Linked DNA regions of Mus musculus: region 1 is linked to region 2. The links are chromatin loops, found by intact Hi-C in ENCODE. Cell type or tissue: left cerebral cortex. All regions are shown on one strand. Links, peaks and the distances in the headings refer to the core of each region. The heading gives the core; the rest is flanking DNA.

What was found. A loop is a pair of places that touch in the nucleus more often than their neighbours do. Peaks named below come from ENCODE experiments on the same cell type or tissue, not always from the same donor. Only the 100,000 strongest peaks of a DNase experiment are listed, where the experiment ranks them.
Region 1: it touches region 2 in a loop (1.8-fold over the local background); 2 of 42 quality-filtered maps call a loop at or near these places.

Annotation. Positions count from the first base shown.
Region 1 is chr1:153,186,079-153,188,920 of GRCm38, reverse strand. It overlaps Lamc2 (laminin, gamma 2), which reads left to right and starts at 2,474. Exons shown (of 24, transcript NM_008485.3): 1 at 2,474-2,667; 2 at 2,820-2,842. In left cerebral cortex, for the core only: a CTCF peak has its summit at 1,542; a DNase peak (open chromatin) is centred at 2,836; H3K4me3 peaks cover 387 bases; H3K27ac peaks cover 172 bases.
Region 2 is chr1:153,331,118-153,334,169 of GRCm38, reverse strand. Lamc1 (laminin, gamma 1) reads left to right here and starts at 1,384. Exons shown (of 28, transcript NM_010683.2): 1 at 1,384-2,042. The coding sequence starts at 1,631. In left cerebral cortex, for the core only: a CTCF peak has its summit at 1,982 (motif pointing left); DNase peaks (open chromatin) are centred at 1,213, 1,886 and 2,742; H3K4me3 peaks cover 2,500 bases; H3K27ac peaks cover 1,723 bases.

The DNA.
Region 1 (2,842 bases), core at 337-2,836, 150 kb after region 2:
CTGGTGCTCAGACAGCGATAGCAGCTTTGCCCCGCCACCACTAATGGTTGCAACAGTGAGTATATTATTGTAGGGCATGGAATAGAGTGTGTGCCTGGGCTGTTCCTAGCTCTGTCATTAACTCATCTGCACTTCTCAACAACCCTACTAGATGTGTATTTTATCATTTTCCCCATTTTCTAGAAGAAACCATAGCTCAAAGAAACCCAAATAACTTGCCTTGATAATGACAAGTGTGGGATTTGGAATGGGGACACAGAGCCTTGGCTTTGACCCCTGGAGTCCTTTTAGATCCAGTGATGCACTGGAGAAGCCTTCTGAATAAAAGGCATGAGGCCCGAGCAGAGGACTCAAGCCCAAGGTGAGGGATTGTTTACATGGGTGAAGAATGAGATATGGAGTCCAACAGGAGAGTGCCTACTGATGGTGTAGGATCCTGCACTGTCCACAGAAATGAGGCACTGATTGATCTGGACCCAAGATGCCTGCTGCCTTCTGACTCCCTCTGCCCAAGTGACTAGTGGGTTTTTTCAGATCTAACATCTTGGGGAAATCACAAGCATTTGTGCAGAGTCCTATGTGACTTGGTTTCCTGGATGAATGCCAAGAGTCCACAGTCTTGCCCTGCTGTGATGGATGTTGGCCATACCTTGATGGCTGTTGATGACTAACCTTAGATTGCACTCAGCTCGTTCAGTATTGTGAGCTTATCTTTCTCTACGGCACTTTTTAATCTGACTATCAAAGTGCTATGAAGTGCGAAGCCAGATTGCCTGGCTTTGCATCTTGGCTTTGCCATTCTTAGCATGCTGCCTAACCTTTCCTGGCCTGTGGCATAGGGACATTGGTACTATACCTCATTTACAGGGTTCTATTGAATGTTAAAAGGACTACTATGTATGCCAGACTTATTTATGCCAGCAATAAATGACAGATAGGTCTCTTTGTTACTATTATTATCACTAAAGAGGGTAGCAGATGAAAATGAAAGCATTTGAGATATGATAGACAATGAAAATCTGTGCTAAAAAACAAATTTTGCCTTTAAGGTTTGATTTTGCAGGGCCCTATGCCCTGCTCCTCCAACACTGTGTACCTGGACTTTTCTAAAACAAGAAGTATCAATATTTTCAGTTAGTGGATGGTAGATATGCAAGGATCATAGCACTCAGAAACAAGTGTGCTCCCTCTCTCTCTCTCTCTCCCTCTCCCTCTCCCTCTCCCTCTCCCTCTCCCTCTCCCTCTCCCTCTCCCTCTCCCTCTCCCTCTCCCTCTCCCTCTCCCTCTCCCTCTCCCTCTCCCCCTCTCTCTCTGTCCACCGCATAGCTGCTACTGGAAGAAAAAAATTATAGATGCCTGCTCTCAAGGAACTGAAGTGTTAGCAGTAGCTGGGCACTGATTCTGAGTGAGAAGAATCTCCACATTATTTGGACAGAGCAGAAGAGAGTTGAGTCTAGGTTAAGAAAATTAGAATATCCATTCTGTTGCTCATTTTGCGCTAGATTTTAGAGATGTCGGCTTGTCTGCAGTACCCTATCTTGCCTCTGTTGCTCTTCAATGCTTTGTCTACTTCCTGGTTAGAACTAGGTATCTAGTTCAGACTCCATGTTCTGTACAAAGCCAGCCACATCTCTCCTGGTCAGCCTACACTGGTCACTATCACACTTAGAAATGGGAGTTCTCACACCCTTTGACAATATGTATGGATTACGTTGTTAGTTATCTTAGAGTGTTAAGCTACGGAACTATCTATGGTACAGTCATTCATTTAGTCAGTGACTAGGTATTTATTTAGGGCCTCTGCTGTCCTTACCATGAGGAAAAGAAGTGGTTATTGGTTGTAATGGATACGTTGTGTCTACATAAATACTAGTAAATCCTAAGTCTATAGCAGGATTTAAGAGCCTTCTCTGACAGTCACTTCTGCATTATTCACTGTAGGAGAAGTTCCCAGGACAGTGTGGGATAAGCCAAGATTTGCATCCCCTCCCCCACTTGGTGTTACTCACTTCAGCTAACACCGGGCTTGGCTGGCACTATCCCTCTTAACGTTATTTTCTAGCGGGGCCAGAGAGAATGTCGTGAAAAATATGCTCTGAGATGTTAAAAGACTAAGAAACCTTTTCTCTTATGAGCAGAAGGCTTGTTGAATATCAACTGTGAACTAGTTCGTAACAGTTTAATGAGTTTGCTTAATGAGTTTGCTAGTTCAAGGTTAAGGGGGTAGATAGACCCAGGAGAGCAACCTTTGGGTCACCCTGGTGTGTGTGTGTGTGTGTGTGTGTGTGTGTGTGTGTGTGTGTGTGCTTAGAAGTGAGTAAAATCAGAGGTATGTATACGTGCTGTATCTCAGAATAAAAGTTACCCTGAGAGTGAAGAGGATCGATCCTGTTGGGCCCCTCAGCCTGGTTAATTTGCCTGTGTTTTAGACTAGAGTGGAAGGGGCGTCCAACTGTGACTGGAATGGATGTCTGTGCCCTTGAGACTCCCTCGCCCCCTCCGGTTTTGAGGAAGGGGTGGCTGATATCTACAACCTGAGTTCTGCCCAGGACCACCCCGGGAGAGAACGGCTGTGTGTAGCGGGGTGCGGGTGGAGGGAGGGGATATGGCACATTCCAGAAGGATCTCTGGACCGCAGCCTCAGTACCACGCCCTCGGCGGGGCCAGGTGTGCTCCCCGGTTGCGGAGGGGGGAGCCCGGGGCCGCAGCGAGCGGGTTTACTGCTCGGCATGCGCTGAGTGTTTGTCTGCCTCGGAGGGTTGGGTCCTCCTTGTTCACAGGTGAGTCACGCCCCGAAACACCGGCTCTCTTCCTGTCAGGACTGAGTCAGGGAGAAGAGTCG
Region 2 (3,052 bases), core at 553-3,052:
ATTGAACTCAGGTCACCAAGCTTGGTGGCAGGTGCTTTTACCCACTGGGCCATCTTGTAGCTATCAGTATCATTATCTTAAAAAGACTACTGATCCGGAGCTTACACTTTGCTGGTCTGCTTTGCATCTTGGGTTGGGATTAGCACAGTGTGCTGCCAAGCCCGGCTCTCAGCTGGTTCATTTTTACAGCACCCTCCCTTCCCCTGTCTGCTGGTCCTATCAGCACTGCAGGTAGTTCTGATCTGAGACTAAAACGCATGATCTTTTGGCTCGGGCTCTGGGAACTGAGTCATTCTGGCACTGACAATATTCTGTGACTCAGCAGGTCCGAAGAGGAGGATGTCAGAATCCAGATAATTTCGAGTCTTTTAAAGGCAAGCTAGGACACACAAACAACAGAGTGGAAGAATTTCAAAGCAGGTCTGCGTATCCAGGGGAAAATGTCATTCCATTCCCAGCCTTCTCACTTCCTTCCTTGCCCGGTTAAATGACAGTCACATTTTAATTTAGAGCAAGGAAATCACAAAATTGACTCTGAAGCTGAGATCGAGCCCTGTGTTCCACAGGGATCCAGTCCCTTGGACACCTCGGGATCTCTCCCCTCAGCGTGGGCAGGGCTTGCCCCGGGATACAGGAGGCAATGCCCGGGACGGCTGGGGAGGGCGAGGTCACGCAGGCCACCGCACCGTTGCGCTGTGTTCAGGCTCCAGAGTCAGGTAGTGGCTGAGCTATACCGTAAGGACTGACATCTGGTTGGGCCAGGGTCCAAGTCCTCATGAAGTCAAAAACACAGATTCCGGGCCACCTCACCCACCTGCGTCTCCCTTTAAGAACCTCCTCTTAGCCTCATACCCTCCAGGGCAAGATCCTCTAAGGTACAAGACCTGGATGAGGGTTCCCAACCCACCGAAGCCCCTACCCTCCCAGCATGCACTGCCCAGCACCCCACACCCCACGCCCCGCCCTCCTTCCCTCACTCACGCTCCCTCTCCGCCCACCTTGGGCCCCTCCCTCTTACCCCCTCGCCCAGCCCACCTCTAGTCACGCCCATCCAGAAGTCCTCCCACTTGACCCCTTGCCTCTTCCATCTCGCGCCCCCCTCCCTTTTGCTGCCGGTCCCGCCCTCCTCGCACCCCACCCTCCTACTCCACCGCCCCGCCCACCTCGCGCCCGGTCCTCTGGCTCCCGCCCCTCCCATCTCGCTTCTCTGGCCCACCGCCCTCCAGGCCGCCCCCGCCGCCGCCGGGAGTCGCTGGGGAGGACGCGTAGGGCGGGGAGCAGCTCCTGGCCCGCGTGAGCTGCCGAGGAGGCCGGCCTTGGGTTTTCTCCACCGCCAGATCCCACCCCGCCGGGCAGACCCCACCCCCTTCTCCTTCCTCCTGGGGCGCGCTCTCGAGTGCGCGCTCGGAAGTCGGGGGTCGGCGCACAGTGCAGGCTGCGCACCGGGAGGTAGCGGAGGCAGCGCGATCTTGGCTCGGACGCCCACCCATCGGCTCTGCGTCCGGCTCTCGGCCTCCAGCCCGGTCCACAGCCCGGCCTCGGCCCGCAGCGGAGGATCGGCCTCGGGATACGCCGCTAGGCGAGTGCAGCGCGGCACCCCAGCCTTTGCCGAGGGCCCGCGCGCAGCGGGATGACGGGCGGCGGGCGGGCCGCGCTGGCCCTGCAGCCCCGGGGGCGGCTGTGGCCGCTGTTGGCTGTGCTGGCGGCTGTGGCGGGCTGTGTCCGGGCGGCCATGGACGAGTGCGCGGATGAGGGCGGGCGGCCGCAGCGCTGCATGCCGGAGTTTGTTAATGCCGCCTTCAATGTGACCGTGGTGGCTACCAACACGTGTGGGACTCCGCCCGAGGAGTACTGCGTGCAGACTGGGGTGACCGGAGTCACTAAGTCCTGTCACCTGTGCGACGCCGGCCAGCAGCACCTGCAACACGGGGCAGCCTTCCTGACCGACTACAACAACCAGGCCGACACCACCTGGTGGCAAAGCCAGACTATGCTGGCCGGGGTGCAGTACCCCAACTCCATCAACCTCACGCTGCACCTGGGTAAGCGATGACAGCCCCGTCCCCACTACTCGCTCACGGTCCAGCTCCGGGGCCGCATCCATGGAGCCGCTGGTCCGGCCTGAGGGGCCTGTCCAGCCGCGTGCTGACGGTCTGTTCTCCAGCGTGGGCCACACACAGAAATTCCTTTCTCCAACTTCTAAAATTCATCTCGCTTTGAACATCCGGTGAGGGCCACCATGTCCCACGCTAGCATCTCTCTCTTTTTTTCTTACTCTTTCTAGTCCAACCGGATTCTCGTTCCGTTGATTCTTTTCTATTTCAGCAGTTAGGATTTTGGACCAACACCCCCCCACCCCCTTTTGCACCCTGAGGCGCTAATGAAACACTCATCCTGGCAGGACAGGACTATCACATAGCATGCTTACATTAGAGTCTTGAAGGTCCACTTTCAAACACTTGTCTTTAAAATGTTTGTCTGTCTCCAGGGTTGAGAATGATTGCTCTTAGTTTTGATAGGGGAATTTGAGGGGAGCAAATGCCTTTGCCGCCGGTATTTCTATGTGTAATTAAAGTGGAAGTTCACTTTTAAAGTTACTGTTCTTCAGAGCTGTTCAGCCTTAATTAGGAGCTGTTTCACTGCTAATCCTAGTTGGGAGAAAACAGAAAGGTAATGAAGACACTCTCTGTAATTGAGGGCAGTTTTGTTCCGGTGTAAAAAGCTCCAAGGCTCTCCTGGATAGTCTTCCCTTTTGCTTTGATCCGAAGCAAGTGTGGAGACAAGCATGCTTTAGAATCCAGGAGAGGGCTGAAGTAGGAGACTTCATGGCAGAGCCGTGGATGAGCAAGGCTGTGATTATCTGAACGGATCAAAGTTCCTGCTTCACCTGGAGATGTTTTCTTTACTTTTGAGACAGACAAGAGAGCAGAAAAATTTTCATTGCTGTGTTCAGTTGTGCAACATTAAGTGTGAAAAACTGATTGTTGCCCTGGGATATTTGAGAGGGATATTTTGTAGGCAGATAGTCCCCTGATCGTGGTTTCAGGGTTTT